Linked DNA regions of Homo sapiens: region 2 is linked to region 1. Evidence: read pairs that join two places in POLR2A ChIA-PET (ENCODE). Cell type or tissue: CD4-positive, alpha-beta T cell. All regions are shown on one strand. Each heading gives the region's core, and the rest is flanking DNA. Links, peaks and the distances in the headings are about the cores only.

Evidence for each region. Peaks named below come from ENCODE experiments on the same cell type or tissue, not always from the same donor. Only the 100,000 strongest peaks of a DNase experiment are listed, where the experiment ranks them.
Region 2: POLR2A ChIA-PET joins it to region 1 with 10 read pairs; 8 of 35 experiments call an interaction of 5 or more read pairs at or near these places.

The regions. Positions count from the first base shown.
Region 1 is chr6:25,019,010-25,035,110 of GRCh38, reverse strand. The region is part of intron 1 of LOC102724765 (a long non-coding RNA gene); the gene reads left to right. It also overlaps a transcript of RIPOR2 not described here, the pseudogene ASS1P1 and the pseudogene RN7SL334P. Among named protein-coding and RNA genes, the nearest start is that of RIPOR2, 91 kb to the right of the region's middle. RefSeq lists an enhancer at 7,420-7,659. In CD4-positive, alpha-beta T cell, for the core only: CTCF peaks have their summits at 7,519 and 7,762; DNase peaks (open chromatin) are centred at 7,710 and 8,190; H3K4me3 peaks cover 1,158 bases; H3K27ac peaks cover 2,694 bases.
Region 2 is chr6:24,944,187-24,960,287 of GRCh38, reverse strand. It overlaps LOC105374981 (a long non-coding RNA gene), which reads right to left. Exons shown (of 3, transcript XR_007059514.1): 3 at 9,797-11,191. It also overlaps a transcript of RIPOR2 not described here and the pseudogene MTCO2P33. Among named protein-coding and RNA genes, the nearest start is that of RIPOR2, 16 kb to the right of the region's middle. In CD4-positive, alpha-beta T cell, for the core only: no CTCF peak of the experiment used is centred there; DNase peaks (open chromatin) are centred at 8,367 and 11,067; H3K4me3 peaks cover 3,448 bases; H3K27ac peaks cover 6,404 bases.

The DNA.
Region 1 (16,101 bases), core at 4,322-12,321:
ACAGAGAATGCTTTTTGTTTTAGGGACCCTAGTGTTTATACTGGCATAAAAATTATTTATATACCTTCAAACATGTTGTTACCTATTTTCTCATCATTCAGAAGAATACTTGCTTCTGTAGAAGGCTTACCCTCTTCCTTCCTGCCTGAATGATTAAATCCATGGGTACAATTGCCAAATGTCCAATTCCAGTTTATACTGTCAAGGAAGAAAAATGATGGGAAACTGGAGAATGGAAGGTACTTTGAATAATTCAGGGAGGTCCGTTGGTTGAGAAAGTGCTCTCTTTGTATGTACATGATCTGGACAGATATTTTAGCTGTCTCCAGCCGAGGATGGACAAAAGAGAGGGTGTGGAGGGAAAAGGAAAGGAGAGGAAGAAGCAGCAAATACAAATACAGCTAACAAACATAAAAAAGAAAATGAAACCAGCAGAGGGATTAGAGAACTCAGAGCCTCGATGGATTCTGAAGTCTGTAATTCTCAGGTTGTTTGTTTGATGAAGGATCTAAAGAGCCCAAAAGTTAATCACTAGAATGATAACTTGGTCTCTGGTTGGTAACAGAAAATTACCAGAATAGCAAATTTTCTCAGAAGCATTAAGCTAGTGTATCAAGTTGGGGGTAAGGAGGATCTTAGGGAATGCAAAGCATCTTGAAATATGTTAGCCTAGATTCAACCCACTATGTGAGTACCAGTTTTTCCTCTGAAATAGCAAGATCCAAGAAATTGTTTCACTGCGTAAGAACATGTTAACTATATACACACCCCTTACCCCCTCCTACCCTACCCACCCCCCCAACAGTTGTCAAAACTGTAAACTTGGGCAGTAGCACTGAAAAATATGTCTTGATTTTGTTTTCATCTAATACAAAGCTAATATGCGCATGTTGTATAAAAATCAAACAATACAGAAACATACAACAGAGAGAAAGTCATCTAGAATTCCCAGCCCTCACCCCGTACAGCGTAGCACTCCCATTTCTTTTGTAAAATATACTAAATATATATATATATAAAACCTTTTTGTAGTTTGTTTTAAAACGTTACCAATTCTCTATACATTCAAAAATAAAATTAAATAAACAAGTATGAGAAAAAATGCAAATTGAATGCAAACAGAAACCAATGAACTGTATTTCAAATGAATAGCACAACTACATGGAAGAAAAAGAAAAGAATTAATCCAAGTAACATTTGAACACAATACTTTGGCTAAATATCCTCAGTCAAAAAACCAAAAAAAAGAGAATAAAATAATAAAAAAATCTTAAACTCTGTTTAGCAGATTTGTTTTTTGTAGACCACAGTTATAACAATTCTAAAACTATATTGTGTATTGTAGAACTAAGCAAACAAGTACCTACAGGATGTGTTGGGAGCCTGTAGGATGTGTTGGGAGTTCTCATTGTGGGAGAAGGCAGATACAAATATAAAATGAGTGAAGACAAAAAAGAATCCTATTTGTTGCCCTGGAATTAGAATAATCTAGACAGACAGACAGACACAGATACTTCCTAGCTCTGTCCACTAAAAGGATCTAGAAGCAGTAATACCCAATAGCAATGAGCAACTTAGTACCCAGATGTTGGTTTTTAAATATCACTCACACCAAATGGAATGAGGGCTTCTTGGAAAAATGCTGATACCAGGGCTGCAGCAGTTAAATTACAAGATGAGGCTGAAACACCTTGTGCCAGAAAATAAAGAAGTGCTCAAAAAATTAAGGGAATCTGTCAAAAGGACTGGGGAGCTGCCTTGGAGGGGCTTCTACTGGCAAAACTGGGACACTGTGAGCATCAAATAAACAATGATGTTAATAGATTATAGCCCATTAAGTTAAATATCCATTTTTTAAATGTTAAAAATAAGAGCTAAAACCATAAAACTTTTTTTTTTTTTTGAGATGAGATCTCATTGTGTCACCCAGGCGTGTGGCGCCGTCGCGGCTCACTGGAGCCTCACTGCAGCCTCGAACCCCTGGGATCAAGCCGTCTTCCTACCTCAGCCTCCCAAGCAGCTGGGACCACAGGAATGTGCCACCATGCCCGGCTAATTTTTAATTTTTTGTAGAGACAGAATCTTGCTCTGTTGCCCAGGCTGGTCTTGAACTTGTGGGCTCAAGCAATTTTCCCATCTTGGCCTCCCAAAGTGCTGAGCTAAATATATTTTTAAGTGGGATCAGAATAATACCATGTTCTACAACTTACTGTTTCATTTCACAACATAACTTGGGTACCTTTTTATGTCAATAAATAGCAATACATTTCTTCAAACAGGATCCATATACCCAAATCCAAATGAAAGCTTGTAGAGTTTGGGACACTTTAAGTGTATCTAATCTGAACCACTTAAATATTAAAAAATGATTATAATTGTAAAGCGGATTGTATTGGTTGGGAATTGAACCGTCCACGTACTTACTTATGGAGGCCTGATGTCTGTGACTCTCCAGCCATGCTGTGCTGCTCTTTCTGTTTCCAGCTGGAAACTGGGCTATTTTAAAGGTCAGGGTAATCGGGAGAAGGTATGCATATCTATTATCAAAAAACTATGCCTCACATACTCTTTGAAGGGGAGATCTTTTCATCCTCCACCAAACAGAGGGCGATTTGGAAAGAAGACCATTTCCAATCCCATCAAGGGTTGGCTCCAGGGGTGCCTGGTTTCTGAGGCACCAGAGAGGTTCTTGTGCTTGGGAGCAGGTGGCTTAGTTCTTATCTCCATTACAGGGTGGGATGGAAAGAGGCACACAAAGCCTGAGCCTGCAGAAAGAACCAGGCAATATCAAGAAAAACGGAGTCTGAGATACTTGCTAACACTTTGAATTGCTGCTGTCCAAAGCTTGTTCCCTGAGGTTTGTTACAAATTGAGTGAAATTAATCCAATCCTTCAATTTTCAAGCAAGTGAAAAAAAAAAAAACACCATAAAGGATTCGCTTGCTGATACCGCATCAAAGGGAGGACAGTAAATTCATGTAAGTGAGTCGGCAAAGAACCCCAAGAGCTCAGCTCTTCCCCTCTGGACCAAGGGAAACTTTACTCCTATTAGGATGGTTTGAAGGGGAGAGGGAGAGTACTCTTGAACTCATCAGAGAGTATGAAAGCAAGTGTATGGGTCTACAAGCAACCCTCTAAATGGCATAGGTGGTGAAGAAAATACATTAGATGTATTTTCAAATGTTTTCCAACATTTTATTATTAATACGTTTCACATATAGAAAAGTTGAAATAATTATACAGTGAATATACTAAATATATATATAACCTTTTTGTATTATATATAATATATATGTTCTATGGATATTATATATATTCTATGGATATCCATAGAATATATATATATTCTATGGATATTTTATATATATATATATATATATATATATATATATATATATATATATATATATAACTACCACCTACATCACATACCTAACCATATACCTATCTATCAATCCTTTGATAAATCTTATTTTTAATGCTTTAAAAATAAATTGCAGACATCTGTATACTTTATTCTAAACACTCATATATATGTATATATATATATATATCAGTCAATCTTTGTTCATAGTTTAAAAAAATTTTTAGTCATGTTTATTGAGGTGTAATTACATAGAGCACAGCATACTTTTTAGTGAGCAGTCCTATGAGTCTTGACAAACACCTATAGTCGTGTAACCACCACAACAATGAAGATATAGAAGAGTTCCATCACCCCAGACATTCCTTCATGCCCCTTTGGAGTCAATCCTTTTCCCCAGCTCTTGTCAACCAGTGATCTGTTTTCTGTCCTTATCATTTTGGCTTTTCCAGAATATCTCATAAGCCAGTTACAGTGGCACAGGCCTGTAGTCCCAGCTACTCGGGAGGATGGCTTGAGCCCAGGAGTTCTGGGGTATAGTGTGCTCTGCTGACCGGGTGTGTGCACTAAGTTTAACATCAATATGGTGACCTCCTGGGAGCGAGGGACCACCAGGTTGCCTAAGGAGAGGTGAACTGGCCCAGGTCAAACACAGAGCAGGTAAAAACTCCTGTACTGGTCAGTAGTGGGATCGTGCTTGTGAATAGCCACTACACTCCAGCCTGGGCAAGTGCAATTGCAAGACCCCGGCGCTGGGTGCAGTGGCTCACATCTGTAATCCCAGCATTTTGGGAGGCAGAGGTGGATGGATCACCTGAGGTCAGGAGTTCGAGACCAGTCTGAAAACACGGAGAAACCCCGCCTCTACTAAAAATACAAAATTAGCCGGGCATGGTGGTATATGCCTGTAATCCCAGCTACTTGCGAGGCTGAGGCATAAGAATCACTTGAACACAAGAGGCAGAGGTTGCAGTGAACCGAGATCACGCCATTGCACTCCAGCCTGGGCAACAAGAGCCAAACTCCGTCTCAAAGAAAACAAACAAACAACAACAACGAAAAACAGCAAGACCCTATGCCTTTTAAAAAAAAGCCAGAATATCTCATAAACAGAATCATACAGTATGTAGCCTTTTGAGTCTTGCTTCTTTCACTTAACATGATCCAAGATGTTGCATGCACATTTGTTCCTCTTCATTGCTGAGTAGTATCCCATTATTAGATGTATTCTTATAAAGTATAGTTATTTGCAAGTGGTAAGAACTCTAATCACCAAAAAGCATGAGTAAACATGATCATCAGAGGGGACAACCCCCAAGTTCTGGGGCACCCCAATTCTATCCATAGCTCTGGTCCTCTCTCAGGGGAAGCTCTGAGCAAACGAGGGACTCTGAACCCTCTGAATCCCACTCCACCTCATGTGTACCCTGGGAATATCATCAGTGGCAACTACGAAGGGACAGTTTATTCAATCAGCAGTAAATGATTATGATTCAGAATGTATTAGGCCAGTCGTCAACCCTACATTTTTTTCTTTGACATTGTATATGATTATACAACCTGTACAGAAAACAGAGATCTTTTCCCCCCATTTAAGACCTGCAGCCAGGCTGACACAGACAAGCAGAGGTAGGAGGATACAGAAGAACAAGGATGGGAGAGAGGGGAGAGACACTATAGTGGAGGCTGTAACGGTCCTGTCATGCTAAGACCAAGTTATGGAGGAACCACGAGTCCCACTAGGTTTGAAGAGCTTTCTGGCTGTCTAGTTCTCCCACTCCATTTTCTTTCCCTACCTTGAGTTAAAAGTGTGTTTTCAATCTAAAACAATAACATCCTGCACACAGAAGGGAAAGAGTGAAAGAATATCTTGATCTCTTAAGAAAAGCATATAGTTTAACTTCATGTTTTTAACCCAGCTTTTAACTGAGTAGCCCAGACATCATTATAATTCCCTCAAAGGACAAAAAAATCAATTTTCTTCTATTTCCCCACAGCAGTTACAAAATGAAGATATCTGGTTTTTTTAAGATGAGAAGCATAATCTTCAGGGTAAGGCTACATAGTTTTTTTCCTTCGCCCTCACTCCCAGTGCTGTCTCTATTTCTGTGTCATCTGAGAAGTGATGTGGGGCACGGAGGGTCCCAGCTCAGGGTATGGGACTTGCTTCCTGGTCTTGCCCCTGCTCATCTGTGAGGCATCAGTCAGACCACTCACTCTCTCGGTACAGTCAATACATGAACATTCCTTTGTGTCCAGGCCAGAGTTTGTTCTTGGTTTCCTATCCACCCCTTTTTTCATTACTTCTTCTTCTTTTTTTTTTTTTTTTTTTTTTCTTTTTTGAGACGGAGTCTCGCTCTGTCGTCCAGGTTGGAGTGCAGCGGCGCGATCTCGGCTCACTGCAGCAAGCTCCGCCTCCCGGGTTCACGCCATTCTCCTGCCTTAGCCTCCCAAGTAGCTGGGATGGAGTCTTGCTCTGTCGCCAGGCTGGAGTGCAGTGTCGCGATCTCGGCTCACTGCAACCTCCACCTCCCGAGTTCAAGCCATTCTCTTGCCTCAGCCTCCCGAGTACTTGGGACTACAGATGCGCGCCACCATGCCCGGCTAATTTTTTGTGTTTTTAGTAGAGACGGGGTTTCACCATGTTGGCCAGGATGGTCTCGATCTCTTGAATTCATGATCCACCTGCCTCGGCCTCCCAAATTGCTAGGATTACAGGCGTGAGCCACCATACCCGGCCCTCGTCATTTCTTTGAGGGCACCCTCTCCCAGCACTCTGCTGCCTCCAGTTGTACTGAACAATGGTGCCTTCTCTCAGTCCTAGACAGAGCTCCATTCTCAGGGCCTTTCCTTACCTCATCCCACATCAAATCAGATCCACTATTCCCCATACTTTCCCACCCTGGTGTGGACCAGATGAAGGGCCCTAATGTGTCAACCTGATAAAATTGATTAAAACTTCACATTCTTAGTGGTGGAAGTGATTTCACATGCATTATCTCATTGGAGACTCACAACTACCCTGAGGAGCTAGAAGGATCTGTACTATCCCTGCCCCCCAATTTTTTTCTTATGTGGAAACTGAAGCTCAGAGAGAAAGGAGTAAGACAGTACATCTGTCATTTATTTGGGGTAGTATTAGTATCAGGCATTGTGCCAGCTCCCCTATTGGGCATTATTTCACTTAATCCTCAGTCCAACCCTATGAGGTTGGTAATTGTATCCATTTTGCAAATGAGGAGGCTGAGGCTCAGAGAAGTTAAAGGACTTATTAAAAGTCACAGGCCACAGTGTGGCAGAACAGAGCCAACATTCAGACACATGTGTACAAGTCCAGAGCGGGTTTTCACTGCTGGAACTAGGACTCAAGCTCAAATCAATCAACTCCTAATTTTATGGTTCTTCCAGTGGCCACCCTCTCTATTCAGAAAATGCACCCTACCACCTATCCCCAAATCTCAAAACATGGGCCCGGTTGAAATGCACACAGCTCTGGGAGTCTCCTAGAGGCAGAACAAGGGCTGGCGATGTCTGAGGGCAGCTAAGGAGATATTTGGAAATCTACTGGAAACTGCATCTTCCTGCGCTGTGCTAGATGTCCAGGTATCTGAGAATACAGTGAAGGAAAATTAACCGAATGTTCAAATCTCTACAGAATGCCTAGCTTGAGTCCCTGAATACTTTTTTATGCAGGACGAGGGTGGTAGGGGCCACTCAGAAAGAAATCTGAACACGCAGAACCCTCGGGCTTAGAGCTGTTAGGGGTCATAGGCAGCCAGCTCACTTCCAGCGGACAGTGCCCACTCCCCTTTCTTCTCAGAGCCCAGCCAAGAAGGATGGCTCAGCGGCCCGACTGGAGCACCTCTGCCCTCCTCGGCTCCTGGGCGTGTCTCCGGGGATTCCTGTTCGGTGATGCCCTGACCCACGGAACTTGCCTCTTCCCTCTTGTTCAGTCGGTTTACCAACCTGGGGGCGTCTGCGGATCAAGGTGTTTGAGAGGCTGGGCTGAGGTAGAGAAGAGGGTGGGGCAGGAGCACCTAAGTCGCTCAGGGATTTGGTGACTCACACGAGGGGAGGGGGGCCCTCTTTCTCCCCAGCACTGGGGGCGCCCAAGGCTGTTCCCATGCTTAGCAGAAGATGCCCCTCTCATCCCCCAAGGGGCCTGCTCGGAGTGTGCCACCTGCAGCATGGCCACCACGAGGCCGGTTATGTATTTATTTCCTGGCAGAGCTGAACCCCAAACGCTTTTCCTTCTGTGCCGTGCGTGAAAGAAACAGAAACCGCTGCACAGCATGTCTATGTTTATACCCTGGGCCCTGACCCTCCCACAGAGGCCAGCTCGTAGACTTTTCTTTCGCAGCCTGGGGATGGGTTTGTACTTCACCCTCGAGCGCCTCCCCCTGGGAACCCGCAGAGGGCTGGGTGGCTGTGCAGTCCTGTGTGCTAAGTGCTTTTCTTCGCTTCTCGATGCTTGGGCCGTCTTGTAAGCAAAGCTAGGTGAATCGAATCCACCCCTACGCGATTGTCGTTTGCATTAAGTAAGATAATGCACGTGGAAATATTTTGTGAGCTATGCAGTATCACCTAAATTATTTTTTATTATTATTTTAAAAATAGAATGCATCAGCAAGTTCTTAATGAGCTTGCTTTTTTGTTTTAATATTTGGAAATTGGAACAGCTACTTATAGGAGACTTGTAGATCCCAGAATGTGCCGTTTGCCTGAGTGGTTTCTTTTGGCCTTGCTGTGTCAGGACTTGTGAGGCTTGTGAGGTGATGTCAGCAAATCAGCACAGACTCACACCTGAGGAGCCCGGGAGTGGTCTAGGGCCTGTGGAGCATGGCAGAGTGGCCTCTTCTCAGCCTCCTCTCCACTGGAGGGCACTTGAGTTATTATTTATTTCCCCCAGGCCTCAGCCTCTTAGCTCCTGCCAACTTCCTTTCAGAGGCATTCCTGCCATATGTCCCAAGATTTTCCTCTGTTTACCTCCTTTAAAGTTGTCATGGTCTTGAATTTTAGACCACCGTAATCTCCGTTTGACAATGAATGGTCATAAATTCAAAGAAATTGCAGGACTCTTATTCTGAAATTCATATAAATGATTTCTTTATAAGTACACATAAAACTCTTTTCTCTTAAAATATACAGAAAAAGAAAAATGTACAGCTGCTCAGGGTAACAAAGTATTGCCTTCTAGAAATTCTCAGGCTTCTTGTCTTTAAGGATAAACAGGAAGCATTTCTAATTAGTGTCTTGGTTGTTTGCATATTGAGCTTCCAAAATGCTTTAGAAGGTTCATCTTTTCAATCCGCCCTTCGCAGTCCTTTATTTTTCATTTGCTAAGCAGAGGTAAACTTAAAACCATCTCTATGTGACTTATCATAAATCCCAATCAGTGAGACCTCAAATAATGAACTTGGCTCTCATTTATACACGTGACAAAAGGTATACCTATATAAATATCTAATAAAAACTACCTAACAGCTAAATACAACAAAGAGAAGCAATTTTCCTCTCTTTTTCACCCAATGGCTCTAATTAATCATGCAGTACAGAAAAATAAGAAACCTTTTATGTAGCTTTTAGTGGTTTTGTTCATTCTAGTTTCCACCTGTGAGTAGCATTCATTTATAAACCTGTCTTGCTGAGCACAGTGCTTTCAAAAATGACTTGCTTGTGACTCAGAAACAAAAAAAAAAAACAACAATCTTTGTAACTTTTAATCTCATGCAATTTCTTCAGTTTCTTTTGTTGGTGAATACACGTACAATTTGGTTTTGAAATACCATGTATCAAAGCACAAACAAATCATCCCTTGGAGTCGTGAAGAAGCTCATCAATGTATCACAGTCTTCCAGTCAAGCCCATAATTCAGTCTCCTACAGCTCTGATTCTTGACCTCTAAGAAAACCCACCCTCTTACTCTTCCTGAACAATTGCTCACTAGAGCACTAAGTGAAGGGAAAGATTGCTCCTTAAAGTGAAAAAACAATGTTTTCCAAAGTTGTGTTGAATATGCATAGTCATCATATCACAGGAAGTTTTTCTTTTAAACCTTATGTGCATTTTCTTTAATTTGTATGGTTTTCTCAAGTTCAACATTCAGTTTTCGTTTTAATCAGTTATATTCTAAAAACAATTAAATTTTTTTCTCCTTAGAAATTCACTTTAAATTAAAAAGAACTTTTGTTTTTCTCTTTTTAAGGCACAAATAGTGCTGGGAGGGGGTGAGGGTAAACTTCTTTATCTGTCACTGTCATTTTTTTTTAAAGGTCCTATTGCTTTTACACTTCTAACCCTAAAAAAGCCTCGTCACGCACCCAGCATTCCCCTAGCTCTGGGCTTCCAGAGCACTGTTATTCAACAGAGAGTTTCTATAGAAATCCAAAGTACTATCTCCAAATAGCAGAAACCGTAACACCACAGACACTTATTAGAATTTGTGTGGAAGAATCCTAAAGCTAAATAAATAGAAGCTTCTAAATTACCTTTTTCCCCCCTTGACTATATCTTAGATCAAATTTTTAGAACTCCCACCACCCACATGTACACCAGGACCTGTGGGTGGGAGCAGGCGTGAGACAGAGAGGGCTTCCTGTTACCATTAAATGAATAAAGAGACCGCTACATATCAAACTCTGTCCTCTCTTTTTTTCTTGACTCTTCTTCCCTCCATTTAGTGTGAATATTTGAAGTTAAACTGGGCATGGCCCCACATGTCTGATTACTCACCCATCGACATCCAACCTGAAGTCACAAATTTGGCTTCAGAGAATGTTGTGGAGCTGAAAGGATGGCAACTTCAATTTTCAATAAATAACTAGAAACAGAGAAAATAGCTTTCCAAGTCATCAAAGAAAACCCATGGTGAGAAGGATATTAATGGATTAAAACAGGCATAAAGAGGAAACTGAAGGCAAAGCATTGGCAAAATCTAGAAATGATTATCAGCTTCAGCTAAGTCCGATACTCACCAGCTCCAAGGACAGAGTAGGGAAGCATCAGTTACAAGTTAGGAGAAACAGCACTGCAGTATTGTCGGGGAGCAAGGTGAGGGCTTTCCTTCCTCTTTGAGGGTCAGTTGTCAGTCTGGGGCCACACTGCTTCCAGAAGGGCACAGAACTGGAAACCTTTAACAATGGTTAAAAAATCTGACTGCTCTTGTTCTGTCGCCTGCCACTGCTGCCTGAGCCCGAGTGGTTCACTGCACCCTGAAGACAGATTCCAGACGCTGGGAACTCGCGCCTCCAATCCCAGACACTATGTCCAGCAAAGGCTCCATGAGAGTTCTGGCCTATGGTGGCGGCCTGGACACCTCCTGCATCCTCGTGTGGGTGAAGGAACAAGGCTATGATGTCATTGCCTACCTGGCCAACACTGGCCAGAAGGAAGACTTCGAGGAAGCCAGGAAGAAGGCACTGAAACTTGGGGCCAAAAAGGTGTTCATTGAGGATGTCATCAGGGAGTTTGTGGAAGAGTTCATCTGGCCGGCCATCCAGTCCAGCACACTGTATGAGGACCGCTACCTCCTGGGCACCTTTCTCGCCAGGCCCTGCATTGCCAGCAAACAAGTGGAAATCGCCCAGCAGGAGGGGGTGTCCCGCGGCGCCACCGGTAAGGGGAATATCAGGTCCGGTTTGAGCTCACCTGGTACTCGCTGGTCCCCCAGATAAAGGGCACTGCTCCCTGGAGGATGCCCGAGTTCTACAACCGGTTCAAGGGCCGTAATGACCTGATGGAATACGCAAAGCAGCACGGGATTCCTATCCCGGTCACTCCCAAGAACCCGTGGAACATGGACGAGAACCTCATGCACATCAGCTACGAGGCTGGAATCCTGGAGAACCCCAAGAACCAAGTGCCTCCAGGTCTCTACACGAAGACCTAGGAACCGGTCAAAGCCCCCAACACCCCTGACATCCTCGAGATCGAGTTAAAAAAGGGGTCCCCGTGAAGGTGACCAACGTCAACGATGGCTCCACCCACCCGACCTCCTTGGAGTTCTTCATGTACCTGAACGAAGTCGCGGACAAACACGGTGTGGGCTGTACTGACATCGTGGAGAACCGCTTCACTGGAATGAAGTCCCGAGGTATCTATGAGACCCCAGCAGGCACCATCCTTTACCACACTCATTTAGACATCAAGGCCTTCACCATGGACTGGGAGGTGTGCAAAATCAAACAAGGCCTGGGCTTGAAATTTGCTGAGCTGGTGTACACCGCTTTCTGGCATAGCCCTGAGTGTGAATTTGTCCGCCACTGCATCGCCAAGTCCTAGGGGCAAGTGGGAGGGAAAGCGCAGGTGTCCGTCCTCAAGGGCCGGGTGTACATCCTTGGCTGGGAGTCCCCACTCTCTCCCTACAACGAGGAGCCGGTGAGCATGAACGTGTAGGGTGATTATGAGCCAATTGATGCCACCGGGTTCATCAACATCAATTCCCTCAGGCTGAAGGAATAGGAATATCATCGTCTGCAGAGCAAGGTCACTGCCAAATAGACCCCTGTACAATGAGGAGCTGGAGCCTCCTCAATTTGCAGATCCCCCAAGTACAGGCGCTAATTGTTGTGATAATTTGTAATTGTGACTTGTTCTTCCCGGCTGGCAGCGTAGTGGGGCTACCAGGCCCCAGCTTTGTTCCCTGGTCCCCTGAAGCCTGCAAACGTCGTCATTAAAGGGAAGGGTGGGGGGCAGCTGTGGTGGGTAGCTATTAAATGACAATTAAAAGATACACTAGTAAAAAAAAAAATTGACTGCTCTGAAAACGAGTCTACTGGGCAGTGACATTCACATTTCTGAAATTAATGCATACTCTATTTGCATTTTCTCTTTTTCCTGTCTTCACCTGTCTTTGACAATTAGTAAATAAATCCCTAAACCTTATAAATATTATTTTGGGCTAGCCATGGTTGCACCATCATGTTTGTAATCCCAAAACTTTGGGAGATGGTGGGGAGAGGACTGCTTGAGCCCATGAGTTCAAGACCAGCCTGGACAACATAGTGGGACTCTATCTCTACAAAACAATCAAAAAATTAGCTGGGGTGGTGGCACACACCTGTAGTCTAGCTACTCAGGAGGCTGAGGTGGGAGGATAGTTTGAGCCCAGGAGTTTGAGGCTGCAGTGAGCCATGAACACAACCCACTCCAGCCTGGGTGACAGAACAAGAACCTGTCTAAAAAAAAAAAAAAAAAAAAAAAAAAAAAAAAAAAATGGAAGGTACCACATTAGTTATATGTGTTACGTTAAAAAGAAATATTTGTCCTTTACTTATGAATTAATGATTAAGCAAACTGTAGGTATATCCATACAATGAGATATGACTCAGCAATAAAAATGAATGAACTGAGGCATGCAACCACATGGATTATTCTCAAATGCATTATCCTAAGTGAAAGAAGCCAGACTCAAAAGCCTACATACTGTATGATACCACTCATAAGACAGTCTGGAAAAGACAAAACTATTAGGACAGAAAGCGAATCATTGGTTGCCAAGGGCTGGTTAGAGAGGTTGACTACGGAGGCATGAGGAAACTTTTTTCATATGATGTAACTCTTCTGTATCTTGATTGTGGTGGTGGTTACACTACTGTATACATTTGTTAAAACTGGTAGAACTATGCACTAAAAAGGGCTAATTTTACTCCATGTAAATTATACCTAAAAACAAATGTATCTAATCCCATCAAAGTGATGGGTTCATTTCTACATAATTACAGACCATTTTTTTTAAGTTTAATGTTTATCTTTCCCTTGGCACCAAGTTTCTCTTATAAACCAATTACTTGATCTGAAGCATTAAGGAATTTAGGAATGTTTCATGTAATAGGGTGGATTTCAATCTGGTCTCTCACTGACTCAGACTATAGACAAACTCCTCAGCTAAATGTTGGGACCCTCCACAGTCTTGTCACATTTGCCACAAATTTAATTTCCTTTTTTTAAAAGATCTTTTTAATTCTATAGGTTTTTTGGGAACAGGTGGGATTTAGTTACATAAGTAAGTTCTTTAGTGGTGATTTGTGAGATTTTGACCCATCAATCGAGGAGTATACACTGAGCCCAATTTGCAGTCTTTTATCCCTCACCCCCTTCCCACCCTTTCCCTCTGAATCCCCAGAGTTCTTTGTGTCTTTCTTATGCCTTTGCATCCTCATAGCTTAGCTCCCACTTATGAGTGAGAACATACAATGTTTGGTTTTCCATTCCTGAGTTACTTCACTTAGAATAATAGTCTCCAATCTCACCCAGGTCACTGTGAATGCCATTAAGTCATTCCTTTTTATAGCTGAGTAGTATTCCATCGTGAATGTATACCACAATTTCTTTATCCACTCATTGATCGATGGGCATTTGGGTGCCACAGCCTTAATTTCTATAATCCCCTTGCATCATCCTTCTTCTTAGAGCTGGTCTCCTCACTGCCTCTAGCACTCAAAGCTCATACCTTTTTTCATATAGTCACCCTGTCCAGAAATGCATTCCTTCTCCCTTTCTTCTGCCTCCTCCTCATCTCAGTTCTATCATCAATAAATACTCACGAAATGAGCACTGTCCTATATGCAAAGGAAATAAAGATTAAACTAGCTGGATGCAGTGGCTCACACCTGTAATCCCAGCACTTTGGGAGGCCGAGGTGGGTGGATCACCTGAGGTCAGGAGTTCGAGACCAGCCTGGCCAACACAGTGAAACCCCTTCTCTACTAAAAATACAAAAAAATTAGCCAGGCATTGTAGTGGGCACCTGTAATCCCAGCTACTTGGGAGGCTGAGGCAGGAGAATCATTTGAACCCAGAAGACGGAGGTTGCCGTGGGCCAAGATCACGCCACTGCACTCTAGCCTGGGCAACAGAGAGAGACTCCGTCTAAAAAAAGAAAAGAAAAGAAAAAAATTAAACTAGACATGAACCTTGTCCCCAAAGAGCTTCCAGGAAATAGAACTTATAATAGCATGTTAAAAGTTGTTTTGACAATATTATTTGTGAATTTTATTTTCTTTTATCTCATTGGGGCTATCTAATTTTGGACATTGAATACCTGTTTGGTAATAAGAGGGGAAGGCAGAGATTAAGGATTAATAAATGGTTTGGACTAGAGGTTTTCAGACTTTTGGAAGTGACAACTAGACATTAGGATATCAAAAATCAGAAATTGCCAGTATCAGAAAGGAACTGGTGGGTGGAGATACCTTGTGGAATCTCATTACAAATGGCAGATACATCCATCTTAATCTATGTTGATGCTCTCATTCACAGTAAGAATCAAGATGAATATCACATTGACTTATTGGATAGTACAGGGAAAATTTACTCTTGGAGAAGCCTAATTAATTGCAATGAGCAGATTCTAGAAGGAAAAATATAACCTATCTCAGGAAGGCTCCTGCATGTTTTATTTCAAATCCTGCTTAGTTCTGTTTTCATTCTCTAACTAAATCAGAAGGATCATTTGGCTGAGGGAAAAGTGTTCTTTTTTTTCTTGCACAATTTTCACTAACACATAAGGAGACATTCTACTTGTTTATTATAAATGACTTACTTGGTTTATTATTCCAACAATAGCAAATTAACATTGTCCAGAAAAACCTTTAATACTAGCTGATTTTTAATAAGACATATTGTGATACATAATACTGGAAATAATTTTTAAAGTAAAGAACTATACAAATGAGACATAAAAATATCCTGTAATCCCACTATCCAGATATAACTATTAATATTTTGAAGTATGACTTCCTAGTCTTTTGTTTATATACATATTATATATAATAGCTGGGATCACACCATGTATTCAGTTTTGGTAGTCTTCTTTCAATTAATGTAATATAAAAAATCCCCATGATAACAAGAATTCTTCAAAAAACTGGATTTTTAATATGGTAGCTACAGTATATTATCATACTTATTGACATCTTTTTCTTTTTTCTTTTTCTTTCTTTCTTTTCTTTTTTTTTTTTTTTTTTTTTTTTGAGACAGAGTCTTGCTCTGTTGCCCAGGCTGGAATGCAGTGGCACGATCTTGGCTCACTACAACCTCCGCCTCCCAGGTCCAAGTGATTCTCCTGCCTCAGCCTCCCAAGTAGCCAGGACTTACAGGCACGTGCCACCACGCCCGGCTAACTTTTTGTATTTTTAGTAGAGAGGGGTTTTTTTTTTACCGTGTTAGCCAGGATGGTCTCGATCTCCTGACCTCGTGATCCACCCGCCTCAGCCTCCCAGAGTGCTGGGATTACAGGCGTGAGCCACCGCGCCCCGCCGACCTCTCTTTCTAACTTTTCACTAGAATTAATATCTTTATACAATTATTAGCTATGTTCCTGATTATTTTCATAGAAAAGGCTGCTTTATGTTTGATCCTAGAGTATAAATCAAAGGGCATACGTTTTTTAAGGCTCCTAATACATATTGCTAAATCGCCTTCCTTGAGAGTGGTAATAATTTCTCCTGAGAACATTACAGTATGCCTGCTTTCTTAACAACTATGCCACATATTAGAGTATTTATGTTAAAAACATATGCATTTGTCAAATGTGGGACCATCTGGGCATCAACAAGAATAATGCTTGCAATAGATTAAAATACATCAAATATAAAAATCTATGAATTCCTAATGAAACACAAAACATCACTGCTCACCTTTGAAGGTTGCCGGACACTATTTTGTTATTCTAAATATATATTTTAAAGAGATTGATCACATATTTGTTCTTTCTTTTCTGTTTGAACTGTATTTCA
Region 2 (16,101 bases), core at 4,917-12,916, 75 kb after region 1:
CTGCTGGTGCCTTGACCTTGGACTTCCCAGCCTCCAGAACTGTGAGAAGTACATTTCTATAATTTATAAATTACCCAGTCTCAGGATTTTGTTGTAGCAATACAAACAGACAACAACATGCATCCTCCATACCCTTTTTGGTGTCTGTTCCATACCTGGTTTTTACAGTGTAGAGGAAGTAACTAAAAATGAACTAACTGTATTCTCTTCTGGAGGTCCAAGAATGCCTAGAGGGACAACCTTTTTTCTCCCTGAACTTGTAACACGTTTAGACTTAGAGAAGGAGGTAAACAAAAGAAAATTAAAACATCACCTGTGTTATAGGAAATTTAGACACATTTTTAATGTAGATAAAAACCAGGTTGGAGAGTGTGGCTTAGGTCTGTTGGCCAAAAGGTGGCATAACATTGACCCCCCAGAATTAGTGTTTGTTTCCCACCAAGTCATAAGCAGCACAAGACAGCCACAGACCTTCCCCGTGGAGTTTTGCCCCAATACAGTTTAGTGTGTGGAGAAACAGAGGACATGCCGGCAGTTGGTTACAAAGAGGAGAGAAAAAGGCTAATTGGGGTATGCTCATGGCCTTCTTCCAAAATTTACCAAGCAGTTAGTTTGCTTTTAGCTGAGGAGGATGAATGAGGGAGTGATGAGGACAGAAGCATTTATCTAATGTGTGTTCCTCCATGTGGAAATATAAAATCAAGGAGAGAGAGAGTCCCCACAACAGCCTGCAGCTGTCTTTACCCATTGGGTTTCAGCACTACATCCGTGGTTAACCAGAAGTGAGGCCACCCTCCTGGGAAAAAAGGTCAGCAGTCTATTAAAGCAATCTTTCCTACTTTCATGAGACCATTCCTCCATTACCAGCCCTTTTCCTGTGTGGATCCTCCTAGGACCTGTCATGGACATCACAGATTTTGCTCTCAGAAAATTCTGAAATGAAACAGTGCATTAATTACATTAACTCCAAGGCTACCAGTTATGAGTTGAATTTTGTCCCCATAAAAAGATATGTTGAAGTCCTAACCTTTGGTACCTCAGAATGTGACTTCCTTTGGAAACAGGATCATTGCAGATGTAATTAGTTAAAATGAAATTATACAGGAATAGGGTGGGCCCCTAAGAAGACACAGAGATGCAGGGAGAATGCCATGTGAAGATGGAAGCAGAAGGGCCACGTGCAGTGGCTCATGCCTGTAATCCCAGAAGTTTGTAAGATCAAAGCTGGAGGATGGCTTGAGCTCAGGAGTTCAAGGCTGCAGTGAGCTATGATTGGCCACTCCACTCCAGCCTGGGCGACAGGGTGAGACCCTGTCTCCAAAAAAAAAAGAAAATGTAGAGCTTGGAGTGGTGCATCTACAAACCAAGGAACACCAAGGATTGACGGCCATTTCCAGAAGCTAAGACAGAGGAGGCATGGAAGGGATTTTCTCTCAGAGTCCTTGGATGACCCCCACCCTCCTCACACCGTGATTCCAGACCTCCAGCCTCCAGAACTGTGAGACAATAAATTTCTATTGGTTTCAGCCACCCAGTTTGTGGTACTTTGTTACAACAGTCCTAGAAAATGAATAAACCATCGTATACCCAAGAGTGAAAGTTCACTCTGTTTCTCACCCCAAATTATAGGCAGACATGTTTCCAGTGTAGCTCATCAAACATCAAAGAGATAACACATCATTGGGTGTTGATTATACGTCTCAGGAATAATAATTAATTTTAATAGCAAAATTCTAAGAAATCTTTCATTTCTTCTAAGTGTTTATTCTCCCCCTCTCATGCTAAAATAAGGAGTTAATGCGCTGGGAAGTAACTAAGTAAAAAATGTGTTGAAGAAATAGAAATGTGTTTATTTTGATTTTCAGAGAGGTTTATTTTAACTTCCATTTTAAATTTAGGTTGCCTTTGTGAGAAGGCTAAAAATAGATCTAATGGATATTAATATTGTGTTAAATTAATTTTGAGTATCAGAATCCATCCTTCCTTAGATCATTTTCAATTAAGGTGCATATGCAAATTCTGCTTTGCACATGTCAACATTATTTAGTAGATGCATTTGTACATATGACCATACTACACTATAATAACCATAGTTATTATTTAGTGTTCTATAGTGTTTCATTGCAAAACATAGCTTTTTAAAATTCATTCTCTGATTCTTAGGCATTCGGATATTTTTCCATTTTTGCCTAAATAACACATCTTTGTGTATATTTTTTGTTCTCTTAGATTATATCCTTAAGTTATTTTTCAAAAGACATTACTAGATCAAACTATTAAGAGTATGTTACTTGTCACCATCATACACTCAAGAAAGACTGATCCAGTTTACAATACCACCAACAGTGTTATCAGAAGGATTTGTAATTTTTTAAGTGTAATTGTTTATTTGTTTTTGCTTTTTTGTTTTTTGAGACGGAGTCTTCGCTCTGTCGCCCAGGCTGGAGTGCAGTGGCACGATCTCAGCTCACCGCAAGCTCTGCCTCCTAGGTTCACTCCATTTTCCTGCCTCAGCCTCCCAAGTAGCTGGGACTACAGGCGCCTGCCACCATGCCCAGCTAATTTTTTTGTATTTTTCAGTGGAGACGGGGTTTCATCATGTTAGCCAGGATGGTCTCGATCTCCTGACCTCGTGATCCACCTGCCTCGGCCTCCCATAGTGTTGGGATTACAGGCGTGAGCCACTGCACCCGACCCTCCTTCTCATTCTTTAGGAATCATTTGGCCATCACTCCCTCCAAAAGTCTTTCCTGACTCCCATGGCTCTATCAAATGCCCTTACTAAGAGCCCACAGAACCCTATATTTCCCCTATGATAATGACACTCATTGCATAACATTGGAATTGCCAGTTAACTTTTCCCAGCCACCCATTTACCAGCTATGTAACTTTGGACAAGTTACTTAACCTCTTGATGCTTTATTGCCTCATATGAAAAGTGGGGATATAAATAGTACCTATATCATAGTCTTGCTATGAGGATTAAATAAGATAATATTTGTAAATCACCAAGAACAGTGACTGGCACATTGTAAGTACAACTTAAGTGTTTCTTAAAAAGAGTCGTTACACGTCTTTAGACAGTGAGTCCCAAGAGAGATTTTTAAAAATCTTCCTGTTGCATCCTTTATAAATGCTACTTAATGAATAATACATCAATCAATTAATTAAGCAAATGTACCAATAATTCAAAGCTACCTCATATTTTCAAGATCCAGGAGAAATGGTGGATAATAGATGAAATAAGTTTTCAGAGAAGTCAAGAGAAGACAGAGGCAGAAACAAAGATAACAGTTTAAGTTGGTGGAGAAACGATAGGTTGTTCAATAAATAAAACTTGGATCATTTGTTAACCATTTGGAAAAAACCTGAAGTGAGAATCCACCCACAGCAAAAACAAAAGTAATTCTACGTGCAACTGGTAATCGAAAGAGAAAATCTTAAAAGAACTACAAGAAAACAAAACAATGTTTATCTGATTCTGAGCTAGAGTAGATATTTGCAAGCAAGGCACAGAGAGCAAGATTTATTGATGTGGAAAGACGTTCCCTATAAATTGAGAGCTGTACAGATGAGTTATTAAAACTCCAGCCTCTGCGGCAGACTGCCTAGGTCCATAGCCCACCTCTACCGCTTAAAAACTTCAAACAGATTACTTAAATTCCTTAGGCCTCAGTTTCCTCATCTAGAAAGTGGGGATTATCATAATAATTACAACTACCTAGCGTGTCATGAGGATTAAATGAAATATTTGCATATCACAAATGATATAGAATGATATCTGACTGAACTTATTTTTATTAAATTTATATAAAAATTATGTCAGCTCATCATATCTCAGAGGTAAGATGATAAGTATTTAAGTTTTTCTCCCTTTTAACAAAAGTCTAATGGTTTCACAATAAGCATACACTGCTTTTAAAATAAGGAAAAAGTTATTTTTAACCTAAAAAATCATCTTAAAATCTCAGTGTAGAATATTTGTAGTCATGCAAAAATATTTATGATCTATTGTAAGAGGGAAAAAGAGATTTATGAGATAGCATGTGCGGAATAATTTCAATTGTGTAAAAATACTTATTTAATGTGCAGAGACACACAATCATGTGTGGAAAAAACAAAGAATCTACAATGCCAGCAGTAATTGTCTCTTAATGTTTGAGTTACATGTGATTTTTATTTTCTTCTTTGTGTCTTTCATATTTCCTAACATTTTCAATATGGATATGATTAATTACAAAACCAGAGAAAAGTTGTAATTTTTTTTTTTTTTTTTTTGAGACAGAGTCTCACTCTGTCGCCCAGGCTGGAGTGCGGTTGCTGCAATCTTGGCTCACTGCAACCTCCGCCTCCCAGGTTCAAGCAATTCTCCTGCCTCAGCCTCCCAAGTAGCTGGGATTACAGGCACCTGCCACCACACCTGGCTAATATTTTTTTGTATTTTTAGTAGAGACAGGGTTTCATCATGTTGGCCAGGCTGGTTTCGAACTCCTGACCTCAAGTGATCTACCCACCTCAGCCTCTCAAAGTGCTGGGATTACAGCCGTGAGCCACTGCACCAGGCTTGTAATTTTTTTTTTTTTTTTTTTGAAGGAGCAGCATGGACCTTAGACGGAGTAAGAGATAGGTTTTCAACTATAACAGAGGGGAAGAAAAGAAACTGCAGATTTAAAAGCGGAAGAGAAGAAAGTAAGAGAGTCATGCTTGATGGTCTATATTTTCTCTGAAATAGGAGGTGAGATAGGGAGAATGGTTTAAGCTTTGAAATAGTGGGGGGAGGAATGAAAAAGGGCTAACTAGAGATCTTTTTTAAAAATTGTGAGCAGGGGTGAGGGGCCTACTGTGTTTTAAAACTAACTTAATATTGTGTGAGCTGTGAGCCTTCTGTCCCCCAGGGCTCAGATGCCCCGGTCTAGGATATGGAGACAGATTAATCCAAGGCTGATGAGAGGTTACAAAGAAAATATGCCACGCATAGCGGAAGATCTGGAAGGTTCTAAGCCAAAATATTAACAGTGCTTATTTCTGGCTCTTGGGACTATGGTTGGATTTTAAACTTCCTTTTTAAATCTTACTTGCTTTATTTACAATGGACAGGTATTATAAATTGATAAATTTTTTGACAAAAAATTAAAATGCAAACAATACAAGCAAACATATAGAAGTAAACTCTCCTCCCAAAATATCTAATCCAGAGATAACATCCTTGTTCACATTTTGGCCAACATCCTTTCCTCTAAGCACATCTACACATACTCAGTATATATGTCATTACCTGTTCTACAAATCAGGATATATAAACGGCCACAACTCTTAATTCTTTTACTATTTGTTCATGTCCATATATACCACATTAGGAAGAATGCCCTAAGTGCTGCACAGCCACCAAAATGTCTAAGAATCTCAAAGACTTTCTCATTCTAGAAGGCATACATTTTATTATCAATGCTAGGACTCTTGGGAATGAGAATACGTTATTAATCCAACGTGTGCTGTTTATTTCTTTGCCATGAGAAGCCACTATTAAAGACGGGGCCTAAGGCTGAGTGCAGTGGTTCACACCTGTCATCTCAGCATTTTGGGAGGCTGAGGCAGAAGGATCACTTGAGCTCAGGAGTTCGAGACCAGCCTGAGCAATATAGTGAGATATTGTCTCTACAAAAAATTTGCCAGGCATGGTGACACATGCCTGTAGTCCCAGCTACCTGGGAGGCTGAGACAGGAGAAACGCTTAAGCCTGGGAGGTTAAGGCTGCACTGAGCCATGATAACACCACTGCATTCCAAGCTGGGCAACAGAGTGAGACCCTGTCTCAAAAAAAAAAAAAAAAAGGAGAGAGAGACTGGGCCTGCACAGTTCACCAGGTGTGATTCCTGTGTTGCAGCGGCAGTCACTGGTCACCAATCCTCACCTGCCCTGCTGTGTTTCTCAGCTTGGGCTTCAAAGTTGGAGTTCTCCCTTCTAAAGTCAACATTCTGCCAAGGATCATAATTGTGCCAGGGTGTTTGTATCTGAAGACACTGACTAGCGATAAGAGAAAATATTCAGGAATAGGGAGGTCCACTTGCTAAATGCAAACCAGCCTGCCTCTGAGCATCCTCAGGTGCTTCTGTTGAGTCCAAGTTACCAACCCGCCCTCCAGGTAATTTTATTTAGGGCTCTGTATTAGTATGCTTGGGCTGCCATAACAAAATAGCCCTGGTGGCTTCAACAACAGAAATGTATTTCATCACAATTCTTGGGGCTAGAAGTCCAAGATCATCAATGTTCCAGCTGTAAGAAGAAAGCATATCCTTCTTTCCCATCACTAGGTTCATGACTGAGGCTCCAATAACAAAGGACCGATTAACAAGAGAAAAGCAGACAAATTTAATGAACGTAAGTTTTACATGACAGGGGAGCCTTTAGAAATGAAGACTCAAAGAAACAGAGAAGCTTGTGTATTTTTATGCTTAGGTTTGATGACGAGGAGACAGTCATGCAGATGTATGATTGGACAAAGGGATCATCTAATGTTCATAAACTGGGGGAATGTTTTGAAGACTGTTCAGATTCTTCTTTGTGTCTTTGTGTCTTCAGAAATAAGGGTCTACCATTCCTCCAGGTATAGGGAAGGTACTTCTCAAATGAAAGCCTTGTGACCCGCTTCAGCAGAGAAGGATGAGGGAAAGGTGAGAGCGACCTTCTTGCTTCTGCTGTTTTCTCAAATGCCAAGGTACCACACTTTGAAGTAGCATGGCCTGAACCCCATCTCAGCTGATTCGCTTTCTGGTGAGAGCTCTCTTCCTGGCTTGCAGGAAGCTGCCTTCTCATTATGTCCTCACATGGTCTTTCTGTGGGGCACACACCTGGAGAGAGAGAGGGCTCTCCAGTGTCTCTTCTATAAGGACACTAATCTTATCAGATCAGGGCCCCACACTTATGATTTCATTTAACCTTAATTTTTTTTGGGGGGGGGCAGAGTTTTGCTCTTGTTGCCCAGGCTGCAATTCAATGGCACAATATCGGCTCACCGCAACCTCTGCCTCCCGGGTTCAAGAGAGTCTCCTGTCTCAGCCTCCCAAGTAGCTGGGATTACAGGCATGCACCACCATGCCTGGCTAATTTTGTATTTTTAGTAGAGACGGGGTTTCTCCATGTTGGTCAGGCTGGTCTTGAACTCCTGACCTCAGGTGATCCGCCCGCTTTGACCTCCCAAAGTGCTGGGATTACAGGCATGAGCCACCACACCCAGCCATAACCTTCATTATTAATACTTCCTTACTCCAAATACAGCCACACTGGGGATTAGGACTTCTATATATGAAATTCGGGGAGACACATACATTCAGTGCATAACAGGTTCTCACTGTGCTTCCCACTAATTCTATGCCCAGCACTTTCCCCTACTGCGTTATCACATTAACTATATGGCTACTCCTTATTTACATGTGTATGTTATTCTTTCTAGATTTAAAAAAGACTTTTGTAAAGCAAACAGCATACATTGTTTCTTTCTGTCTAGTGGTGTGCTGGAGTCAGCACATACCTGCTTATGAGAGCCAGTTGTTAGTTTCAGAAATGTTGTGAGCTGTTTGTTAAAACAGCCATGATTTAAAATTAAATTATATAAGTGTGCAATTAAATAAATTACATTTAAAACAATGCTAATAAATACTCAATACTCATCAGCTCCTCATTACTACCTTTTATTATTATCTGTGCACTGGAGGTTATTTACATCGATTGTATCTGGTTGGTGGAAATGGTGTGCTACTGTGCATCTCTTCCCAACTTTGCTTCAATGATGTTGCATTAGTAGCTTGAAATTAGTCATGGTGGGAGTATTAGCACTATGAAAATCCATAAGCACTGCAAATCAGCTCCCTTACCTCAGAGCTAGTTATTTAGTTTTTACCAGCATACTACTCGCAGTCTATATCCCCAGCAGCCAACATGACAGGATCCCCAGTAAATGCTGTCTGACTGGCTGGATGAATGGATGGATGATAGGAAAGAATAATAGAGAGAGAGCAGTAGAGATTAGGTGACAGGAATAACAGCTGGCAGAGGATGTTGGCTAGGTGGGGCATTTACTATTCTGCGCTTTACCTTGCAGCCTACCCAGCCAACAACCTCAGTTGTTCTATTTCCTTCTTTGTGGGTTTCTCATGTTGTGTTCTTACACATTGTGCAAAAGAGTGCAATATAGTACAGAAAAAATGTGGTCATCCTATGTTGCTCCATCGCATTTCAAAAGAGGTATAAATTTTACATTCTGGTTCATTCCACTGGAGACAGTGGTGTGGCAATGTCCACTGCAGAATACAGGAAGCCCCACATTTACAATTCACTACATATTTACGACTACTGTGGATCCAGCGGAAGGTAAGCAGGGTGGGGTCCTGTTGTGGCAAGGTAGTCTTTACCACAAGTTCCGTTCTCATATGCCCTCATCCCAGTGTGTAGAAAGAAAGGAGAACTAAATATTGCTGCCAAAGCTGATTATTCTGTGAATTAGGGACCAGTGAAAAAATCCTACCCAGAAAATGCCAGAAGCAAGGTCTGGATTTCTTTTTCTCACCAAACCTTTAAAAACTCCGCCCCACCAACCATGACATTTCCTTTGTACCAGTTTTTAATGTTCCTATGAAGTGCCTTACACAGTTTTCTTTTAGCGCATGTAAACAGGAGAGAAACTGGGAAAAACAACTAGAGTAGCAGAAGCGTGAGGCAAAGGAACTGGAAAGAAAGTGATGGAGAAACATTTATTGTTATAAGCACAGTTGCTTCGGAATTCTCTTTAAGCTGCTTTTGAAGGGATCCTTTTACGGAAGTCTTATCTTTGTCAACAAAATTTGAAGACCCCCTATTCCATTAGTTGGCAGACAACACCATGCAAAGACAGCGATTCGACTGCAAAACTCATGAATGAGCTGATTAATTTACGTGAGAAAATGTCTATTTGCCCCTCTCTTACAAAAAACCTGGGGGCTGCAGCACTTAGAAGACAACACAAGTTCTCCTGAGCATAAAAACCATAATCAGGCTCTGTGTAATGGTAGTTCCTCTGCCTAATATTGGGAGGTAGAGCAAAGGTCACTGTAGGGCAGAGTGTTCCGATCACCCTGACACCTGTGACCTGGTGACCACCCACTACTCTCTCAGGTGTCATTCTACCACTTCCATGTTGATATGAACTTCTAAAGTCTCTGATCGCTCTTGCCTAGAGAACTTCTGGAAATCAATGAAGTCATTGATTTTTAAAATGTCTGGAACATTGATTTCTATCAGGCCTCACGCAAAGATCTTGGCTGACCTTTGTCTTCTAGGATGTCGCAGTCTAGCAGGGCATGCTGCCTTCAAAACTGACACACAAGACCTAGATCCTGTGGCTGCAAGTCTAATGCCTGGACTGTGTTCTATGGTACTGCAGAGGTCAGCAGAGAAAATAAAAGATTTGAGAAATCAGCACTAAAGCAGCAAACCCTATGCACCCAACCCCATCCACCTCGCCTGTTAGATAGCTGCACTTTAGGCTTGTTTAAATGAATATATTTTCTTTTTGTTCAGATGGAACAGTTCAGTCATCCCTGTAAGAACTTTCTGGCATAGGTTTCCACAGGTTTGACTCACTGGCTCTTCAAAAGTGTTTTGGCTTGCTCCGGTGACCCTGCCATGTTTCATGTCCCCTACTGCCCATTCACTTAGATTCCTTGTCCTTAATCTCTGCATCAGTAAAGTGAGGACAGACACACTGAGCTCCCTTTTACTTCGTAAGGAAAACAGAAGGATAAGCCACACATACTCCCAAGTATCTTAGGGAAAATGTGCCTTTATTGTCATTAATATTGTCATCATAAAGTAAACCATGAGATTACAGGATTGTGCAAGAGTGAATGCAGAGCCCAAATTTTTCCAAGGGTGAATAAAGGATGGTTGAATAGGAGGGAGGGAGGGAGGAAGAAAAGAGAAAGAATCTTGCATTTAAGACAAGCATTGCCAACTTTCTGCCTTCACAGAGTGATCTGGCCCAAGCAAGTACTTGACAGGATTATTATTATCAGATAATACCTATAATCAGCAATACCATATTACTTTTGCATAAAGTTTTTACTAGAAACCATCCAATGAAACACTACTAGGTGCTCTTCCAGGAACATTTGATACTCAGCACCTTGGTTCATAGCAGCACCGGGCATTTATACTACCCTGTAAATAGCAACAACTGAACTACATGGATGCAACAGGCAGCTGGTTGCATTTGCAACGTTTTTGACACTAGGTCATCTCTAGGATGAGCAGTGAATATAGTGAGAGAGTGGAGCCACCCCTTCCCCGCTCTGCTTCCTCCACCTCACTCACTCACAATACTTAACAACTCTCCTATTTGGTACTTTGTTAAAACTTTGGATGAAATTTCATAAGAAAATAATTCACCCAGAATTCTAACATTTCTCCAGGGGCTGCCCCTTCCAGGTGGTGGGCTATAGCACCCAGGGGCTTTCCCTGAGGGACAAGGAGCTAGGCCCTGGTGAACTCTTGCTAACCAGCTTCAGATCTCTGAGGGGCCACTTCTTCACCTCAGGGTGGCTAGTGAGCCCTGCGCCCCATTGCCACCATGGGTTTCCATGATATTAGAAGATGGGAATATAATATTTATACTGTTTTTGGCATTTGCCAAGTCCCCACTGGAAAAAGCAAGCTGGCATACCTTTATTTACTCCTGCCCATTTTCTCCAAGGTTGCTTAGAGTCCCCAGAAAGCTGGCCCAACCTACCTATTTCACGAAACCTGACCCTAAAGATGTCCTGAAAAGCCCTGAGACCCTTCACGTGCAGAGGCTGAGAGGGCAATCTAATGACTCTACTGCTGAATTTGCAAGGATACGGGTTTATAACCGTTGGTAAGGTGAGAAGTCTCTAAAATCTGCTGTAAAAACACCTTTTAAAGGCTTCAACCTCGTGATACTTTCATGAGGTTTGAGTTCTGGGTTTTGCTTCTTGTTTTTTGGAGAGCTGGCGGCTTTCTGCTCCCCTCCCTCTTGAAACTATGGTGTTTCTATCTTCTTGCTTTCTCCTCCTCTGGCCCCCAGCATTTTCCTTGGTCTACACCCTTGTTTGTAAGTCTTGGTTCACTGCCTTCAGCGCTGTTTGTGGTCTCAGAGAGGATGGGTGGCGCTTTTCAAATTGTTGTCACACCAGATATGGTTCTAAGAAAAGGAAAAAAAAAGATACTATTTGAAGAGTTAAGGAGGAGAGAGTGACATGGATGTACAGAGATGAAATGAGCCCTGGATTGTTTTTGACACCTAAGAGAAGTCAGGGAACAGGGACAAGAGGGAGAGGGTTGGAGAGAGGAGGAAAAGGGGCCAGAACCAGTGCCTCAGAAGCTTGACCCATTGGTCGTTACAAAGTTTCCCTGTGGTCAACCTGAACTGACATTTAAAAGGCAAAAAAATGTTTGAAATAGGAGAGTGGCTGGGCGTGGTGCCTCACGCCTGTAATCCCAGCACTTTGGGAGGCCAAGGTGAGCGGATCACCTGAGGTCGGGAGTTTGAGACCAGCCTGACCAACATGGAGAAACCCCATCTCTACTAAAAATACAAAATTAGCTGGATGTGGTGGCTCATGCCTGTAATCCCAGCTACTCGGAAGGCTGAGGCAAGAGAATCTCTTGAATCCGGGAGGCAGAGGTTGCGGTGAACCGAGATTGTGCCATTGCACTCCAGCCTGGGCAACAAGAGCGAAACTCCATCTCAAAAAAAAAAAAAAAGAAAGAAAGAAAGAAATAGCAGAGTGATTAATAACTAACAACTCCCATGAGCAATCATCTGAGACAGACACAGAGCAGTGAAGGAGAGGAATCTGGGCTCATCATCCTAATGCTCAGAGGTTCTCTTCATAGTCAGGTATTCTGGGGATTGCATCTGTTTTGAGGCCCAATGAGGGGATAGTTAGTTCATGAGTGCAGGACATCTTCGGATGAGATTAATATACGGATGGGGATCTCTACTGGGAGAATTGTTTGGTTATCAACATCCAGGAATCGAAGTTTTCCTGGCTTTAAGTCTGCTGTTGGGACTATATAAGAATCGAAGACTAATTCTTCATAGCCTGTATATTCATAGCTTCAATATCATTGGTGGCCAATTGCTTTGACAGTGATAGAAGGGTTGTTAACCTCATCTGTTATGTACAGAACACGTAAGGATAGGAGGGCAATTAAAATTAAGATAATGGCAGGTAAAATAGTTGAGACAGTCTCGATTTTTTAGGCATCTATGATGCTAGTATGAGTTAATTTTTTGGTGAGTATTAGGAAAATAATGTATAGGACCAGGGAACTAATTAGGAAAATAATTATAAGAGCGTGGTCATGGAAAGTGAGCTCTATAATAGGGGATATAGCGTTTGAAGGCCAAATTGAACTAGACGAGCTATTAAAACATGCGAGAGTTAACTTATACATTAAAAGTTGAGGCAATATCTCATTTTTTTTCTTTTTTCTTTCTTTCCTTCCCTTCCTTCACTGCTCCTTCCTTCCCCTTCCCCTACTCTTTTCCTTCCCCTCCCCTTCCCCCTACTTTTTCCTTCTCCTCCCCATCCTTTATTTGAAAGAGAAGAAAAGGTAGAGCCCCTTTTTGAAGAAGATCAAGGCTGCTAATTAAACTGTAAGGAATCAGAGGAGAATTGCACCATCTTCTTTCTCCACCAGTCCCAGGTCAGGAAAACATGAGACTTTATTCCCTCCTGAGCAGGACCGTTCCATAATTCGGTCCACAGGACACGTTTTCTTTTCTTTTATTCTGGGGTTTTGTTTTCACTGTTTCATTCTTTATCGTAATTTATTAATACATTTCAGACATTAAAGTAGGAAGGTACATTCAGGGTTGAGCCTTCTAGTACACAAAAGAGGAATGGTGATTTCTTACTCGATAATTCTTCATTTCCTCCATCCAAATTGACCCAAATGCATGTAGTTCTTCCTGGATGCCTGACAGAGCAGAGTTAGAGTGCATCTAAGGTGAGCCCAAAACCCGAGACGGAGAGTTGAGGTGTGTTTCAGCCTTATCTGGGCCCACGTCTGTCCTGTAGCATTGATAGGCACCCAGAGCCGAATTTGCGGGAGGGAAGGCTGAAGTTTTAAATCAAGGAGTGTCTCTGGATATCCTCCCACGGAATCTTTAAAAAAACAGACACAATCTGGAAGTATTTTCCTTCCAAAAGAAGAATATTCTGCTCCTCCTTCACGTTTTCTCTTTCTTCCTCCTTTTTTCTTTCTTCTTTCTTTCTGTCACATAGTCTTCAAAATATCTCTTTCTCCAAATTGTTTTTCTGTCTCTGTATAGTCAGAGGTCACTGAAACACATATACTGAAAAGAAGCCACGCCAGGAAGAATTTTCAAAAACACTTGGCCAAAATCAACTTAACAAGTCCTGAATTCTAAATCCTTGTTTTATTCCTTCTTTGAGGACAAGAAATTTGGAGGCCAAAAAGAAATACGTCAGGAGAGACTGGGTCACAGCCCACAAAGCTAGTATGTGCAAAGGGATGGCACTGCGAAGCCTACCTCCTGCAGGGTCCAGACCCCTTGGGCCCCTATTTCTTTTGGCTCCCCCAGGAACCCCCTGATCCCAGTCCCTGCCCTACAGGTCCTGCTGTAGTCCTACTCTGCTCAATGTGAGATCTGCACCAGTAGTCTTTAACCATCTTATTTTATTTATTTATTTTTTGAGACGGAGTCTTGCTTTGTTGCCCAGGTTGGAGTGCAGTGGTGCGATCTTAGCTCACTGCAAACTCCACCTCCCAGGTTCAAGCGACTCTCCTGACTCAGCCTCCTGAGTAGCTGGGATTACAGGATACAAGGTTTCCAATGCGTGAAGGTATGTAATTTTTCAGAATCTACTTTGGGCTTTAAAAATGAGACGGTTGGCAGGGTGCGATGGCTCACACCTGTAATCCCAGCACTTTGAGAGGCCGAGGCAGGTGGATGGCCTGAGGTCAAGAGTTTGAGACCAGCCTGGCCAACATGGTGAAACCTCATCTCTACTAAAAATATAAAAATTAGCTGGGCATGGTGGTGTAATCCCAGCTATTTGGGAGGCTGAAACAAGAGAATTGCTTGAACCCAGGAGGTGGAGGTTGCAGTGAGCTGAGATCATGCTACTGCACTCCAGCCTGGGCAACAGAGTAAGACTCTGTCTCAAAAAAAAAAATTAATTAAAAATAAATAAATAAGTAAATAATTATCATCTTCCAGCATGAAATCAAAATTTTATTAGAAATGTATCTCTTAATGAGATGAGTGAGGTTGACTTTCTTTCAGTGAGTTCATTTATCCATGGATGAATATTACTTTTGCTACAGTGAGACAGGAATTTGTAAAAATATTCATATTTTATTTATATAGGTGTAAGCACTAAGAAGCCAAGTTCACATAAGAAAATAAACGAGAATAAAAGAAATTTTTTATAGAGGTATCACTGAATTATTTGTGCTAAATTGATATTTTTCTAGTTTATAATTTGAATTTTTCTATTGGTTCTTTTACTACACTTTTTATTTATTTTCTTAGTGATCGCCTTGGGGATTACAATTAACATCTTAATTTATAGCAATCTAGTTTAGATTAATACCACTTTAATTTCAAGAGAATATAAAAACTTTTATCCTCTATCACTCTACTCATTCCCCTCTTCTTTGTGCTGTTATTGTCATACAAATTACACCTTTATATATTATATGCCCGTCAACACAGATGTATAATTATTGTTTTACGCAATTGTCTTTTAAATCAGATGAGGGAAAAGAGTTACAAACAAGAAATACATTTGTACTGTCTTTTATGTTTACTTATGAAGTTACTTCTACCAGTGCTCTCTATTTTTTCTTATGGCTTTGAGTTACTGTCCAGTGTCTTTTATGTCAACCTAAAGGACTGTCTTTAGCATTTCTTACAAGGCAAATCTACTAGTAATACACTTCCTCAGCTTTTGTATATCTGGAAATATATTTATTTCTCCTTCATTCTCAAAGGATAGTTTTGCTGGATATACAATTCTTAGTTGACAGTTTTTTTGTTTTTATTTTTTACTTTCAGGACTTTATATATGCTGTCCCCTTTCTTCTGCCTTCTATGGTTTATTTCTTTTTTTTAATTGATATATGGTAATTGTACATATTTTGGGGGTACATGTGATATTTTGATACATGTATGGAATATATACAAATCAGAGTAATTGGGGTATCCATCACTTCAAACATATATCTTTTCTTTGTGGCGGGAACATTACAATTCTTCTTTTCAGCTATTTTGAAATATATAATAAATTACTGTCAACTATAATTTCCCTACTGTACTGTCAAACACTAGAACATATTTCTTCTATATAACTATTTTTGTGCCCATTAACCAACTTTTTTTCATCCCTTTGCCCTTTATTGCTTCTAATGAGAAATTGCTTTTTAGTATTATTGAAGATCCATTGTATATGGCAAGTCACTTTTGTTTGGGTGAGATGCTCTTTGTTTTTGACTTTCTACTGTTTGATTATGATGTGTCTAGTTGTGGATTTCTTTGAGTTTATCCTACTTGAAATTCATTGAGCTTCTTAGATTTATAGATTAATCTTGTTCATCAAATCTGGGAAGTTTGCAGCCAACATCTTCTGGGCTTCATTAGGGACTTCCTATTGATTGTTTATTTTTCCTGTGTATAGACCATACTTTCTTGCTTCTTTGCATGTTTCATAATTTTTTGCTGAAAACGGGATGTTTAAAATTATATGGAAACTCTGGAAATCAGATTCTCCCTACTCCCCCAAGGTTTTTGTTGCTGTTCTTGTTGTTTTTTTAGTGACTTTTCTGAGATAGTTCTGTAAAGTCTATATTGTTTGTCATGTGTGGCCACTGAAATCTCTGCTTGATTAGCTTAGTGGTACACTAATGACTGAACAGAAATTTCTTTAGATGCCTGGGACCAATAAATCTTGCAGTCTTTGCCAAGGGGTTCTATATGCACACTAGGACACACTTTCAATGCTCAGTTAAGCACTTTACAACTCTGCCTTAGCCTTTACTTTCTGCTTCTGGAGAGCCTTAAGGTTAGCCAGTGGTCAG